Regions from separate parts of the Homo sapiens genome. Here region 1 is linked to region 2. The links are chromatin contacts, found by Hi-C or POLR2A ChIA-PET in ENCODE. All regions are on one chromosome and are shown on one strand. The core of a region is the stretch at or near the end of the contact, and the rest is flanking DNA. Distances in the headings are between cores, read along the strand shown.

Evidence for each region. Hi-C counts contacts between places; a loop is a spot of excess contacts on that map. ChIA-PET counts read pairs that join two places held with the same protein, here RNA polymerase II (POLR2A). Pooled maps may share reads with other maps.
Region 1: a map with no recorded cell type shows a loop between it and region 2 (19-fold over the local background). The contact joins the promoter of YBX1 here to the promoter of CAP1 in region 2. A Hi-C loop is called at or near these places in 1 of 37 single-sample maps with no recorded cell type and 9 of 50 pooled maps. POLR2A ChIA-PET finds 5 or more read pairs at or near these places in 1 of 52 experiments (activated CD4-positive, alpha-beta T cell).

The regions. Positions count from the first base shown.
Region 1 is chr1:42,680,353-42,684,108 of GRCh38, reverse strand. YBX1 (Y-box binding protein 1) reads right to left here and starts at 1,691. Exons shown (of 8, transcript NM_004559.5): 1 at 1,378-1,691; 2 at 643-706. The coding sequence starts at 1,543. It also overlaps a transcript of PPIH not described here. RefSeq lists silencers at 786-935, 1,046-1,155, 1,346-1,545 and an enhancer at 1,986-2,035.
Region 2 is chr1:40,039,009-40,042,770 of GRCh38, reverse strand. It overlaps CAP1 (cyclase associated actin cytoskeleton regulatory protein 1), which reads right to left and starts at 2,042. Exons shown (of 13, transcript NM_006367.4): 1 at 1,970-2,042. It overlaps LOC105378669 (a long non-coding RNA gene), which reads left to right and starts at 2,325. Exons shown (of 3, transcript XR_001738013.3): 1 at 2,325-3,762. RefSeq lists enhancers at 1,743-1,832, 1,903-2,102, 1,756-2,390, 2,353-2,422, 2,391-3,024.

The DNA.
Region 1 (3,756 bases), core at 442-2,941, 2.6 Mb before region 2:
ATGATTCTAGGACAAGGAAGAATGAAAAATAAGAACGGAAGAAGGAAAAAAAACCACTTTCTTGTAAATATATTATTTACTGGATGAGCAAATAAAAACAGTTCTCTCTGGTCAAAGCTGTGCTAAGACAAAATTTATCTCAGGTATTAAAATGAAACGTGAAACAAAGGCAATACAACCTCTCGGTAAAGATGACAAAACCTCATATAGTCAAATCCTCTTACCCTAAAACGTTAACAATGTATAAATATCCGATGTCAGTGGATCACATTCTCAAATACCGAGTTCAATAAAGTAGAAAAAGATGACAAGGATAAAAATGTACTGGACCGTAGTTTCCCGTTTACCCTGTTAAGGAATGGCTCATTCACTCCGCTTGCCTTTTGAATTGCTTTGTACTGTGACGAAGCCTTTTAAGTTAGCTTCAAATTAATATTTAGCTGCAAAACAAAGGCATTCTCTAGATCCACTAATCCCTAATCAAGGAAAACAACAACAACAAAAAATCATACTAATACACCAGAGGTAGTAAACGCCTTTCAGAACAGAGCTGTGGATTGGGGCTTCCCAAGCCCCGAGAAGCCGACAGAGCAGGAAGCAAGCAAGAAGGTGGGATGGAGGCTTCAGAGCCCGGCAGCTCACCTGTTGATGAAACCATATCCGTTCCTTACATTGAACCATTTTACTGTTCCCAAAACCTTCGTTGCTGGAAAAGAAAACAAAGCAAAACAAGCCACGATTACCAGCTATCCTTTTCCAAATCCGCCCGGCTTGGGCATCCGGTCCCTCGCACGCCGGCCGCCGCGGCCACCTGACAGCCCTTTCTCTCCACCGCCCGGGTGCGGGGCCACGCAGTCGCCGCCGCCGCCGCACACGTGGGTGAGTCTGAAGCGCGGGGCGCTCCAGGGCAGGCCCGGGGCGCGGGCCCCAGGATGGGTGTGTGCGCAGGCCGCGGACGGAGAGCACGTGAGGGAAGGGGAAGCCGCTCCGGCCTGCGTAGGCGGTGCGCCGCGCCCTCCGAGCACACGCGGAAGGGAGCTGGGTGGGGGTGACGCGAACAACGGCGTGCGGGCCCGAGCGCACGAGGCCGGTCGGCGGGGAGGGGACCCCGTCGCACACGCGGTCGGCGGCGCGCGGCCGCAGGGGGAGGGGCGCGCGGCCGCGCGGGGTCCACAGGGGGCGCGGGAGGCAGTGCGCGCGCGCCTGCCGGGCGGGTCCCCGCGAGAGGGAGTGAGGGGGGGACGGGGGGGATGGGCGGCCGCGCGCCGCGGAGTCGGTGCCCACCGGCCGCGCGCCCGCCGGCTCGCCCAGCTCCGGCTAACGGTTCCGCTGCTGGGCTGCCCGAGGGCCCCACCCCCGTCCCTGTCCGGTCCTCACCGATGACCTTCTTGTCCCCGCCGGCAGGCGCCGCCGATGTGAGGCCGCCCGGGCCACCGCTCCCTGCGCCGCTGCCCGTAGTGCCGGGCTTGGTGTCGGCGGCGCTGAGGGCGGGGGCGGCGGGGGGGGCGGCGGGCGGCTGCTGGGTCTCGGCCTCGCTGCTCATGGTTGCGGTGATGGTGACTGGGGCCGGCTGCGGCAGCTGCGGCTCCTCCCGGGGTGTGATGGTAACTAGGCCGGCGGCGGCGGTGGGGCTGCTCAGGGCTCTCTGGGGTCCGCTCTCCGCTCCCGCTACCGATCGAACTAGCGAGAATGGCGGGACAGGCGGGATAAGCCCTACGAGCGACCCGCCCTAGGCGTTGTTCACTGGCCAGTGGTACTGTCAATCTGCCCACCTGACCCCAATCCCTAGCTTCTATTGGCTAATATTTTATCAGTCCTCCATTCTCATTGGACCTTTGGCGGCTAATTCAGTCGACCTACAACCGTTCCTGCCTCCGCCGGCCGCCATAGAGACCGGAACTAGAATTAGAGTAGTCGGCCACGAAAACCATAGAGTACCCGAGAGGACGGGCAGAAGGAACGTGACTTCCACGAGGCAGCCGCCGGGCTGGCGGGCCCCACGTTCAGGGTTGTGTCTCGGCTGAAAAAAAGGCACGCCCGAACGCTGGGCAGGGATTACCCGGCCGGACCCGGGATTGGAAGGGGGCTCGAAGACGCCTTAGCCCCCCGTGAAGAAAAGGCTTCCCTCCCTCCCAGCTCCAAATACGGTCCCTGTGATCTGAGAACATTACGGCGGGCATAGAGTCGTCTTTTCTTTAATGGCCGTGTAGTCGCGGCACAGCCGAGGGTTTCTGGAATTGCCTTAAACGTATGCGTTTGAAGAGCGTACCCTTTTGTCGGAGCAGTCACCTTGGAGGGACCACGCAGGCTATGGCAGCCCGGGTTCAGCATGTTTAGGGCGAGGGTGTGCTCCATGGGGACCTGCCTTCTGATCCGTTTTACCAGGCATATATTTAAAAAAATGTGTCTTCCTTTCCAAGTATTCACATCTTTTTCTACTGACCACAAATCAGATTTAATTCAACTCACATTTATTGAACAAGCTAGCCTGTTTTGTTTTTTCACTTTATTCCTGCAACAGCCACGTGATAGAGGGATTACTATCCACGTTTCACAAACGATAAAATTGAGGCTGCCACCTGATGTTACTGAAGTCCTCCACCCACCTTCTTTCGTTCTTTTTTAAGCGTCTACTATCGGCTGGGGATGGAATAGTTCGCGAGTCAGTTTCTGCCTTCTGATGGAGGCAGAAATTTAAACAGCCAACACGGTAAATACTCCAGAGCTGCAAAACCACGAAGTATTTTGGGAGTGGAAGCAGGGAGAAGGTGGAGGGCTGACTTTCCGCGCACAGGGTACAGGCGAGAAGAGGTGAGATCTCGGGAAATGCAGTCAAGTAGTTCAGTAAGACTCGAATGTGACATTGGGTTGCAGAGGTGGGCAGTCACTTAGGTATATTTAATTGGAAATATATCCTGAGGGGAAGAGTGAGAAGAGCAATTTTAGAGTCATAAGTAGGGAGGGGCATCTTTTTAAAAATGGCTGCGGAGTGGAGAATGGGTTGCAGAGGGGCAAGGAATGGAAGTAGAGAAAGCAGTTAGGAGGCTAATGCAGTATTCCTTACCCCTACCAATGCCGTCTAGGCCTGTGAGTTCCACCTCCTAAAGGCGTTCTTGAGTCAGTCCTAAACCCTCTAAATGTCAATTCAGAGTCTTTTCATTCCTACTGTCACTACTGTAGGCCATCATCACCAATTGCTTAGAGCAAGGGGTAGGAACCTTTTTCTGTGAGAGCCAAATAGTTAATAATATAAGCTTGGCCGACCATATGGTTCTGACTTACTACTCAGGTTTGGAGCTTGAAAACAGCCTTAATTTTTACATGACACGAATCTTTACATATTTTCAACTATTTAAACATTTTAAAAACCATTTGTATTCTTAGCTCATGAGCCACAGAAAAACGGAGTGTAGTCGGCTGACCCCTAGCATAGAGCAGTGCTGTTGGCTACTAACCACACCTCTCTACCTCTTTCTTACTCTAATATTACCCACCACAACAGCCAGAAAGTTCTTTTGAGAACATCTATCTGATCATGACACTGTCTTACTTAAAATCTTCCAGTGACTACTATTACCCTTAGGGTAGTCCAGATTCCATAATGTGGTTTACTGGACTCTATGACTTCTAAGAGAAGTCTTAGAGTCTTCTCTTGTATTCCCTGTCCAACCTTCCAGGTGCTTGTAACTACTGGCTGCAGGATACTGCAGGAGCAGAGGTAGCAAACAGCTGAATTCTATGAAAATAGAAATTGGT
Region 2 (3,762 bases), core at 793-3,292:
TACAGCAAGAGCTTCCAAACACTGTTTTACTTCCCCACAGGGCTGGTCCCCTCCTACTTGACAGAATGAACTTTCTGAAATATAAATCTGACGACATCATTTTCCTGCATAAAACCCTTCAAAGCATCTCCATAGCTTTCAGGGTAAAAATCCAAATTCCTTAGCATGACTTACAATGTCCTCCACATATGACTGACCTGACCACATCTCACTTCCTCCACTTCCCCAGCCATTACTAGAATTCCAGTCACACTGAACTCGTCATGGTCTTTCAGCTGTCCGGTTCTCCAGGTCCTTGCACCTGTAGTAGTCTCTGCCTGGAAATCCCTTTTCCGGATTCCCTATGTAGCTAAATAAATATTTCAAGAGTTAGCCTCCCATTTCCTCCTGGAACCCTGGGCACCTGGCTCAGGTATTTCTCCACTGTGCTCTTGTAGCCCTGTGCTATGCACTATGACACTGTAAGCCATCCCTCATTTACTTGTCTATTTCCTCTCCCACTGTAAACTCCAGAAGAACTGTATTCTTTGCCACAAAGGCTATCTCATTAAAATGTGCCTCATACATATTAAGGTCTTAATAAACGTCTGGTGGGGCCGGGCACGGTGGATCATGCCCGTAATCCCAGCACTTTGGGAGGCCGAGGTGGGGGGATCACCTGAGGTTAGGAGTTCGAGAGCAGCCTGGCCTTCACGGCGAAACCCCATCTCTACTAAAAATACAAATAAATAAATTAAATAAAAGTCTGGTAAATGATAAATGTGCTGATATGCCCCCGGATTTTCTCTTGAAGAGAGAGCCCCACAAAGAGCTTCAACTGACACAGTTCTGATGCTAACCTGTCTCAAATGTTCTCATTCCACTCTTCGAACGCATTCCTATTTATCCTTCAAAATTCATCTTAAAAACTCTGCTTCTTCAGAAGGGCTTTTCCTGAACCCCCTGTTACATACTTTCAGAGCACCCTGTTCTTTCCTAACACTCATCAACATTTATAATTACTTCTTAAACATCCCTGCAAACACTGCTAGCTCCACGCGGGCAGGGTCTACATTGTTTTGTTTTAAAGCTGCATTCCCCGCATCTGGGAAAATGCTGGCACAGAATAAACACAATTTGTTACGCTGAATTTAATCTTGTGGGGTCAGCAGAGATCTCCACTTAAAAGATGAACAAAAGGAGGCTGAAAGAAGTTTAAGGCACCTATGGCCACAGACACTCAGCACTGAGGCCAGACCAAACCTGAGCCGTCTGATTTCAGGTCCAGAAGTACATACCTTCAATGTTAGCCTGGCTTGTCAAAGTAAGAGCAGCAGCCGAGGAGGAAAGGGAGGATATCTGCCTGTAAATACAAGGATGTGCCCGCCTTTCTTTTAAAAACTCCCTAGGCATTTCAAACGGCTCAATTTGGGAGGAGAGAAAAAAAAAAGTTCCACGCAGCGCTGGCCTTTAACCTGCAGCAGCCTGCGGGGCAACACCGACCGGAAGACCATCCCAAGTTAGAGAGGTTCCGAGCAACACGGGAAGAACTGGGGCTGGTTATCTAAGGCACCAGGATCATGATTCCGATTCTTTTCCTCACTCGCTATATATCTCAGACTAGCCTCTTCTCTAGGGATCAATTTACCTATCAGTGCAATGGGAGCATCAACAGGAGACAGGGAAGACTCTCCGATCTCGGAGGTTCCTTCCAGTCAGAGCACCTCAGGAATCAGGCCTCCGCTGAAGCTGATGGGCAGCGCTGCGAAATCGGGCAGAGGGGCCTCCCCGGGGCACCCGGACTCAGCTGCTCACCCCGGCCCCACCTCAAGAGACCGCGCCCAAGAGTCCGGGTCGGCCTGAGGGCCTCAGCCCCGGCCCTCTCGGCAGGGTTCATGACACGCGCGTAGGCCAGAAGGGCCATTAACACCACCAGGGGCCGATGGGCCCCGGAAGGGACCCCAATCCCTACCAAGCTGCACACCCTCACCTCAGAGTTCCGCCTCACCTCCGGACTGCGATCAGCCGCTCTCCGCTTCCGGCAAGAACCGCCCAGCAATCTCCGCGCGACCCACTTCCGGGCCCTCACTGGGCGCGGCGCCCCCACCGGAAATGAGCCGCCGGCTGAAGCGCTAGGCTGGCCCGCGACTGGGCAGGAAGTCTCACCGCCCCGCTCGTGACTCCGCCCCTCTTCGCCACGCCCCGGAGAGAGCGGCCCGGCTCTCACAGAGGGCACTTGGGAAAGAGCCCCGCCCTCAAGGCGGGAGCGACACGGGGAGGGCGGGCTCACAAGAGAGGCCACGCCCTCGTTCCGCTTTACCTACCCGGAATCGCCCCCGAGGCCCGGGCCCAGGAAGGGCAGAAGTCCCTGGCTAAGCTCCTCTCTGGAAAGAACAGAAGAGTGACCAGTTCCTCTGTCAGTTTGGTCTCAATGGCAGAGGCCGGTTCCTTTAAGCTGCAGTCCGTAAAGGGTCTTGGAACGACTGGGGGCCAGGATTCTCTGAGGGCGGGAATCCGGGCGGCCGTCAGCTCTCGGTGGTGATCGAGGCCACGCTCCGCCTGTCTCTGGGCGTGCATACCTCGGTTTCCCCGTTTGTGACGTGGGAAGGCAATTAGTCTGGACATTGTTGTGGGAGGACTTGCGGAGACTGGGCGCAGGGCGTGGGGGTCAGTGAGGGCGCGGTGGGTCAGCCCCAGCCCGGCTGGCAGTCGCGGGGCTGGGAAGGTAGGGAACCCTCCGCTCTCACCCCACTTCCTGTTTGGTCGGTGTGTTCTGTGACCATAGATGGTCAAGTCTGGGGCCGCGCGGAAGCCTCCGCCCTGTGGTTTTGGAGCCCTTCCTCCCGGCGCGCAGGGTGTGGTCCCCGAGAATAAGATGAGCAGAATTAAAGCAGATCCTGCACCCACTCTGCTGAAATCCGGCTTCTGAGGCAGCCTCGCCCAGGGCTGGGTGGGCTCAGGCGGCTGCTACTCGGTTCAGGGGAGGTTACGCACGGTGGCTGCCGCGCGCAGGGGAGGCTTCGCTTCCGTACTCCTTGGGCCGGGAGATCCGATCTTTGTTCCCTCAAGACTCACACTCTCCAACCGGTCATTATCCTCCCACAAAGATTTATTTCTAGAAAAAATTGGCAAGTGCCACAGTTCCCGCCCCTTCAGCTGAACGACTGTGACAGCTCCGTGTTTCAAGTTGAATGCAGGCGTTATGTGCCAGAGTCAATCATTCAACAAATAAAGTTCTTAAAATAACAGCTACCATTTACTGCACGCTGACTACTTGCCAGGCCCATGCTGAGTTCTTCAAGCGTATTTTCATTTACTCCTAATAGCAACTCTCGGTGGTAGGTACCATTATGCCCTCTAGTTTTCAAATGAGGAAGCTGAATAACTTGCCAAGGTCAGAAAGTAACTGTTGAAACTTTGAAGGAAACACATCTGTCTGACTCTAAATCCCATGAGCTTAATTAGCCCCTGTGATAGACCATACTGCAGACATTTGAGGCAGATTTGAGGTGGTGAATGCCTCTGGATCTGGAGACACTGGGTTCCAGTGCTGGCATAGGCCCTCTACTAGGGGTCAGACTTTGGTCAGGTTACTTTGGACGGGTTACTGGGCCTCTTCCTAACTTTATGGCTCCCAGCATGTTTAAAAGAACATGACAACATGAAAAAATATGGTATAAAAGTCATAGTATATTTTAAATATTGACATTTAACTAAAAACACTGTCTCACACACACACAAACTCTAACTTTATTTGGACATAATCTTTGACTCTGCATTTAG